Linked DNA regions of Homo sapiens: region 2 is linked to region 1. A link is a contact called in ENCODE Hi-C or POLR2A ChIA-PET data. All regions are on one chromosome and are shown on one strand. Each heading gives the region's core, a stretch centred on a gene start or an enhancer-like site at or near the end of the contact. The rest is flanking DNA. Distances are from core to core; before and after follow the strand shown. Region 1 has its middle 38 kb from the start of LINC02295. Region 2 overlaps BCL11B (BCL11 transcription factor B).

Region 1 (3,694 bases), core at 711-3,210:
CCCACTGTCCGCACTTCATCCTTCCAGAGTCTGCCTCTCACCTGCGCACAGAGAGATACTTCTTGCATCAGCCCCTGGCCCTTTGGAAGCCAAGCTTCATCCTATTTACTCAGCTCTTATGGTCAGAGCTGAGCTCTTTTGTGAGTGGCAACATCCCTGAGGGCTCTCCAGAGGCCTGGAAATCCTCTGTAGCACCAGGGCAGGGACAGCTAATTAATACTGAGAAGGTCTTGGTGGCTCCTGCTAATTGCCCTGACCTAGGCAGGTCTTCATGGGCTGTTACCTCCTCCCCAGCCCCAAGCTCCCAGGGGCCATGTCCTACTCCAAGCACAGGACAGCAAATTTGGAAGAGGTGAAAATTTTACTACATCTTTGTGCTTGACTCTGAAATTCATTACAAAGAACATCTGCAAATATGGACAACCTTAGAGTGTCCCAATGGCCAATACATGAATAACCTTTAAGTATATAATCTCACAGAAACCTTGCAAGGAAGCTGGTGCTGTTTTCCTCTTTGTAACTGGGCAACCTGAGGCTCTAATGAGTTCCAGTTTGGCCGAGGATGCCACAGACTTTAGTTTCATAAACGAGAATTAGGGTTGAGGTTGATCGATCTCTCTGACCCCTATAATTGCCACTATCCAAGGGTGTCTACAGGATACACCTTCAAAGTGGGACTACAGATTTGGTTTGCAGGCCCACGATCTGTTTTCAGAAACCTTTGAAACCACATGTAATTTAGAAATCAGAATTTGGTACATTTAAAATAATATGTCTCATAATTACATATCGTAGAGCATCTTGCAGAGGAGTCTAGGACAGCACTTAGGGATAGAACACAACATTTTTGCAGTGAAATAAATGACTGTTTACATTACATGAGAAAAATAAAGACTATAAATAGCCTTATATTAGTTCTATCAGTTCAGGTCAGGTTTTACCACCAGATTAATGATAAAAACTACTTTTGGTTTTGCAAAACTTCTTTGGAATCATGACTATAAGATTATAGGCTGGAACAGAATAAGTCTCAAGAGAAGGTCTTTCTTCTTTTCCATAGGTGGACCACACATATGGCAACCAAGAACCACACACAGTTTCACTTTATCAATTAGGTGTTGTTCACAAGTAGGGCATGCATGGAAAGCAGAGAACATTCTTCAACCAAGTTGTTGAGGGCAGACTGCTGTCAGCCTGGCCAGGTTTAATTTGGGGTGATGCCCTCATGGGTGTGTCACCCAACCTCAATGTGCATAGCAGTCATCCTAAACTCTTCTTAGGGAGGCCCCTTGGCCGGAATAAAAGATCAGCCCAGGGACCGATGCACAGTAAGTGTTCCCTAATGTTGCCTAAGATTGCTATTACCCAGAAGAGGCTTCATGGCACTCACATTAAACCTACATTAAGTAAGCAGACGCATAGACCGTGGGCATTCAACAATTGGTAACTTATTTCTCCAAGCCTTTCTCTAATCAGGGTCTTTGCAATGCAGTGCATTTAATGTGAAGCAGTGTTCAGATGTGCATTTCCCACCCTCCAGCCAGTGCACAGCTCTCCACTATTAAAGCTCATGCACCACCCTCTTTAGAAACACAGAGGGTAGAGTCAGGTAGAAATCACAGGAGACAGGGCTTTTTCTAGGACTTTAGTTAGGTACGTCTTCTCCAAAATTCTGGAAGAATCTTTCACACCACTCAAGACAGCTCATGAGAAAAAAAAGCATCTCTTTATATTTAGACCGGCGATCTCACCGCAGGTGCCCCACTTGTGTGGGAGACAGGCTATTTTTTTTTCTAGGCCCCAAGAAAACTTCTCCCTCCTCCCATCTGATAGGGTTGCTGCTACTTCCTTTACAGTGCAAAGATCAGAGGGGCAGCTCCCATCCCCCACCAGTGTGGCGAAGGAAGAGGGCAAAAAACAGGCCAGGTTTTCACAAAGGAAGACCAGAAGCTGCAATGATGTAACGAAGTACAGTGCATGCCAGTTCATGGGCAGGCAGGAAGGAAGGCAATCGCAGGCTTTGAGGCAGGGCACCTGCCTTCTACTTGTCTGATTTTAGCAGCTGGAAGACAAAAAATAACTTGGGCTTCCTGCAGCGTGAGCTCCTCAGTAATCCCCTCTGAGATGGGGTGGGTATGGAGTCTCCTCATATGGAATCACAGCTCAGAAAGGATTTGCTGCCTCAGTTTTCTCATCTGTAAAGTGCGTGGCTGATGACCACTTCACAGGACTGTGAGGAGGTAATAATCTTAAGTATAAGAAAGAATCTAACATATAGCTAGGGAGCAAATGAACTAAGGATTCCTAAGCTCGTGATTTTGCAATCATTTCATTTGATCCTTTCCAATCTATGGCACTGATTACTTTTATCTCTATTTATCAATAGAGAGATGAAGACACAATATGCTCAAATGATTTGCCCAAGTCATGGGTAAAACCAAAGCCAGTGTTGGTTCTTTCTGACTCTGAACATACATTAATTAATTTCATTCATTATGCTAATTGTAAAACTGAAGCTAAAATGATCACAAAGAAACACTGATCGGTAACTATAACAGTAAGAATGCAATTATTGTTCTGATCAAAGAGTCCATCTTTGCAAAGACTATTATTGCAAGAAAATATTACATGTTCCTATTTTTATAAGTAAGCACCCTTCCTAGCTCAGGGTAGAGGGTCAAGAATTAACTGTTGACTTAATTTGCATCCAGACTGCAACCTTTTTGTGGGCATCTGGGCCAATGTGCAAAGATGGACTTGCCCTGCAGATGGCATGACCCTGGAGCATTTCAGGTTCTCTACCTGGCTGAGTCTCTGGGCCTAGGAGGGGAAGAGGTTAACTTTCGAGACCTTTGAGAATGGGGACCTGTGTCTTTAATAGATTGGCCTGCTCCTGCCTTCTCAGGGCAAAGCGCAGCAGCTGGGCTGCCCCCCAGGCCCAGGCCTCCTGTTTTGCACAGCCTCTAAAGCCAGCGTGGCTCTGCCCTGGGAGTCTCCCGGCCACAGGTGAGGTTCCTTGGCCCCAGCAATGCCCAGGGGGCCAATCAGGCTGGGCCTGCATGAGGTAAGATGGAGAATCACCCTGTGTGCTCTGGGCTCTCTCAGAAATCTCAGCAGATCAATGTCACCGTGGCTTTAATTACCCCTCCTAGGCCTCATCCTTATTTCATGGCCTTTAATATGCCTGGTAGGCAGCTGTGGACACACAGATAAACAGCCACCCACCATGGCCTGGCCGGAGGTGGTGCCCACTGTGGCCTCCTAGGCCAAGGGACGGTGGTCTGACAGGGCCCTAGCCCTGCCCAGTGCAGAGCATTTTGACACCTAGATCCTTTGAGTATCTTGCAACAGCCCTGTTGTACAACGGAGGCTTGGCACCAGTTTGCTGAGGACCTACTGTGTGCCAGGCATTGCCCCTGAGCTGGAAGCACTGCGGCAGGCCCCAAGTGACTTCTCTGGGCTGTTTCCTGCTGAGGCCCCTCTAGTCACAGGCTGTCCCTGTGTGCTTACAGCCTTTTGCCTAGAGCAATGTTCTCAACCCAGGGCGATTTTGCCCCCAGGGGACATTTGACAATGCCTGGAGATATTTTCCGTTATCACAACTGGAGGAGGGACTGCTACTGGCATCTAGTGGGTAGAGGCCAGGGCTGCTGCTCAGCACCCTACAATGCACAGGACAGCCCCCCACAAAGAA
Region 2 (3,694 bases), core at 858-3,357, 1.1 Mb before region 1:
TGATCCTGGATAACCCATGTTTTAGAGAAACCAGGGCTACAGAGAAAGAGCCCTGGTTCTGGGGCCAGACAGCTGGGGTTTGGATGGGGCTGCTGATGTCTGCAGTTTTCTGCAGTCACGCCATCAGTTTCCTGGTCTGTGCAATGGGTATTCTAAGCCCCAGTTCCCGTCAGTGTGTTAGGAAGTTCAGTCCAATGAAGACTGACAGGCTCCTGGCTCCTGGTGGCTTGCAGGGTCCTGTGGCTCTCCTTGCGATGGGGGAATCCACGTGGGGGCCCTGGAGTGGGCAGACTCCCACCCGTGCAGACCTGTGCTGGGCCTCCCTGGCAAAGCCGGCTGGGCCCAGCTGCCCATCCTCTTGTTGACGTTTCCTTTTTGTCTCTCTGATGCTTCCCTGCTCAATTATTTACCCAGGGAATTTGGGCTTCTTCACTTGTGGTTTTGGCAAGGGCTTCACACAAATGTTTTGCCCTGGTGGTCTCTTAGCCATTTAAGATAAACGGCTAAATCAAATGCAGGCCTTGCTGTGGAGCTGAGCGAGCTGTGGGGCTGGGCAGAGGCGGGGCCGGCCCTGGCCCTGTGTCCTTGCTGTCACATGGCGGGAGGCCTCCCAAGCCAGGCCGAGACGTTAGGAGGGGGTGAGCAGCGCCAGGGTTTTCTTGGGGTGTGGTAGGGGGGTGTGAAAGCCTTCTGAAGGGCATTGCGTTTTGGGTGCAGCACGCTCAGTGCTTGGGGCTGGAGAGAGCCCCCAGCTGGTGGTCTGCCAGACAGGAGGCTAACAGAGCCCAGACACCTGGAGGCGGACCCAAGGCTGGAGGCGGACCCAAGGTGTCCCGGGCCTGTAGGAACAGCCCATCCTGATACAGCAAACAGGGGAGGCTGTGAGCTTCCCAGCTCTTCCAGGGAGGGGTAGCCCGAAGTTTTGGAAACAAATCCCCAAATGGAACCTATTTGATTGCTCCAGAGGCCCCCACGTGGGGGGTCCTTCCTGAGAGTGGGTCCTCACAGCCCCCGTTCACCCAGCCCCCTGCACCAGGCCCCCAGAGGCGGGGTCCTGCCTCCCCGACAGCCCAGCCTGGCAGCTGTGGAAACCGGGCCCTCCCCAGTGCCCCCTGCCCACCTCCCCGAGCCCATTCCCTCGCCTGTGTCCCGATTGCCTTCCCTGCAGGGCCTGGCACCCCGGGGGCCTCCCACCCCCGAAGGGTGGCCTGAGCAGAGCCCCACGCCCCGAGCCCCGTCCCACCCCGTGCCCCTCACACAGTCCAGGGCCCGACTGACCAGTCTTTTCTATTGTTTTTTCTCCAGGGCCGTGCAGGCCTGCCCAGCTGCCAGCGGTGGCCCCCATAGCTGCCTCCTCCCACCCTCACTCATCCGTGATCACTTCACCTCTGCGTGCCCTGGGCGCTCTCCCGCCCTGCCTCCCCCTGCCGTGCTGCAGCGCGCGCCCGGTCTCGGGTGACGGGACTCAGGGTGAGGGTCAGACGGAGGCTCCCTTTGGATGCCAGTGTCAGTTGTCAGGTAACAGACGACGCCGCGGTGGGGGGCGGGCCCCCGGGATGGCGGGGTGTGCCATGGGCAGCGCTGGAGCAAGGTGGGGACCCAGGGAGGAAGGGCAGCTCCCACCCAGAAGGCTTTTTGGGGTGCCAGGGGAAGTGGTAAAGAATGTTCGCTGAACTATGAGCCAGGGCCCGGTGCCCCTCGGTCAGGAGTCCCCCACGGTGCCCCCACCCGTTCTGAGAGTCTTGCTCCCAGAATGCATTCCCCAGCCTCCCAATCCCGCTTCTTTGGGTTGTTTAGCGACAGCTTAATTGGATAACACTTAACATCTGAGGTTTTCTTCGGCCCTTGCCACTGCCACCCCCTCCCCCACCCCAGACAATCCCCTGCCCCGCCAAGACCAGGCTAGGGGAAGATTCCTTGGTTGACTGTGTACATTGCTGGAGCCGTCCAAAATGCTGAGTTTCTCTTTGGGAGAATGTGTTGCCCATTAGCTTTGAAAAAGAAAAAAAGTGGCTCAAAAGGAGCCTCTTAAAAAGCTGTGGCCACGAGAGGGAGTGAAACACTGTGAGGTGTGTGAGGGGTGGGGGCGGGGGCTGAGTACCTGCTGTGCGTCCGGCTCTGGGCCAGACCCAGACACAGCTGTTTGTGCCGACTCATCCTGCTCTCCCGGGCGGGCGGTGTGGCTGCCCATTCTACAGATGGGCAGATGGGCCGGTGTGGTGACACAAACTGGCCTCTACCTGCCCTGCTTCTCCCCAAGTGGAACCCAAGATCTTATTCTGCCTAGGGTCTCTGGGAATCCTTGGGGTCCTTGGGAATTCAAGGGCAAAGGGCCCTCTCACAAGTCTGTCCCCCCGGCATCTCGGCAGGGCCTGGCGTGAAAGCACTGTGGCCACGCAAACCAGGATGCTGACACAGACACATGTGGTGAGCAGCCGTGGCCTGGTTTCTGTGGCAGGGGCAGGAAAGGAGAAGGGGGGTGCAGAGCTGGGGCAGATTTGATTGGTCCCTGCTTTGTCACCAGGCATGTTGCAGGCTTTCTCTCGACTTGAATTGTGAAAGGAAAACTATTTTTATTGGGCAGGTTGTGTTTTTAATTGAAGCTGTCCCCACAGGCGGTCCCTGATGGAGCCACAGCTCTGCAAAAGCCATGGCCACAGCTCTGTAAAAGGCCACAGGCAGCCCCTGCTCCAGGGTCCAGAGCTTCCTGGGCTCCAGAGCTCCCTAGTAGGGTGGCCTGGAGCTTTAGTGTACCCTCCCTGCTGTGACAGGTGGTGACATCATAGGATCTGGCTTCCAAAAGGGAGTTCTGGTTTCTTACTGGACTTGTGCCTTAAAGGCACAAAGCAAAACCCAAAATCTCCTGGGAAGGAGTCGGAACCACTTGCAAAGACGCCGGCTCCCTTTTCTGGGCTGTGCTGGTCCCCAGGTGCTCAGGCCTCCTGTCCTGGTTCAGTAGATCTGTTCTGTGAGTCTGTGGAAGGCCCTGCTTGCTGAGCAGGGGGTGCCTGCTCTGTCTGGGTGGTTGCCTTGCTCTCGTGGCTTCCTGTCATTAGCGCTGCAGCCTCGGCAACCACTGGGGGGGCCATGCTATCGAAGATCAGCCTGAGTGTTTATTACTGGACGCGGTCAAGTTCCGTGGCACAGAAATCTGATCTCACCAGAGGCTCACCCAGGGCTTTGCTTAACCCTCTGTTGGCCCTACTTAGAAGTTGCTGAAGTAGATGAGACTCAGCTAGAGGACTGAGCCGCTCCCTCATGTGGCCAGGCCTGCTTAGCATCTTTGTATGGTGCTGACCAGGAGCTGTTACCATCCCCATTTTGCAGATGGAGAAGCAAGGGCTTGGGGAGGGAGAGTGGCTAGCCAGGGTGGCAGAACTGGGATTTGTCCTTGGTTGCCTCCTGAAAGGCCACCCCTCTTCCTGTGGAGCCACGCTGCCTCTGCCGACATCCACGGGAGGTCGAATGAGCTTTCCACTGCCTTGGCTCTGGGGGGCTCTGCCATCAGCAAGTCCTCATACATGCCACTAGGATCCTTATGAGGACTGTGTATGGAGGGCCTGCTATGTGCTGCATTGTGCTGGGCATGTGTGCCTTCTTGAATTTAACCCTCACAGCAACCCTAATACTTTATTCTCCTCACTTTGCAGATGAGAAAATGATGTTCAGAGATGTTGAGTTCTCACAGCTCACG

Evidence for each region. Hi-C counts contacts between places; a loop is a spot of excess contacts on that map. ChIA-PET counts read pairs that join two places held with the same protein, here RNA polymerase II (POLR2A). Pooled maps may share reads with other maps.
Region 2: a loop to region 1 is called in a pooled map, with 2.0 times the contacts of the local background. The contact joins two enhancer-like sites. A Hi-C loop is called at or near these places in 5 of 50 pooled maps. POLR2A ChIA-PET finds 5 or more read pairs at or near these places in 10 of 52 experiments (CD4-positive, alpha-beta T cell, CD4-positive, alpha-beta memory T cell, CD8-positive, alpha-beta T cell and 6 more).

Annotation. Positions count from the first base shown.
Region 1 is chr14:98,171,742-98,175,435 of GRCh38, reverse strand. No RefSeq gene overlaps it. Among named protein-coding and RNA genes, the nearest start is that of LINC02295, 38 kb to the right of the region's middle. Within about 2 kb of position 1,960, at least 4 of the 41 ENCODE cell types and tissues checked have a DNase peak (open chromatin) inside an H3K27ac peak, as active enhancers do; they include CD4-positive, alpha-beta T cell and CD8-positive, alpha-beta T cell, where a contact is called at or near this core.
Region 2 is chr14:99,229,169-99,232,862 of GRCh38, reverse strand. BCL11B (BCL11 transcription factor B) reads left to right here. Exons shown (of 4, transcript NM_138576.4): 3 at 1,306-1,518. Among named protein-coding and RNA genes, the nearest start is that of BCL11B, 41 kb to the left of the region's middle. RefSeq lists an enhancer at 2,626-3,524. Within about 2 kb of position 2,107, at least 5 of the 41 ENCODE cell types and tissues checked have a DNase peak (open chromatin) inside an H3K27ac peak, as active enhancers do; they include CD4-positive, alpha-beta T cell and CD8-positive, alpha-beta T cell, where a contact is called at or near this core.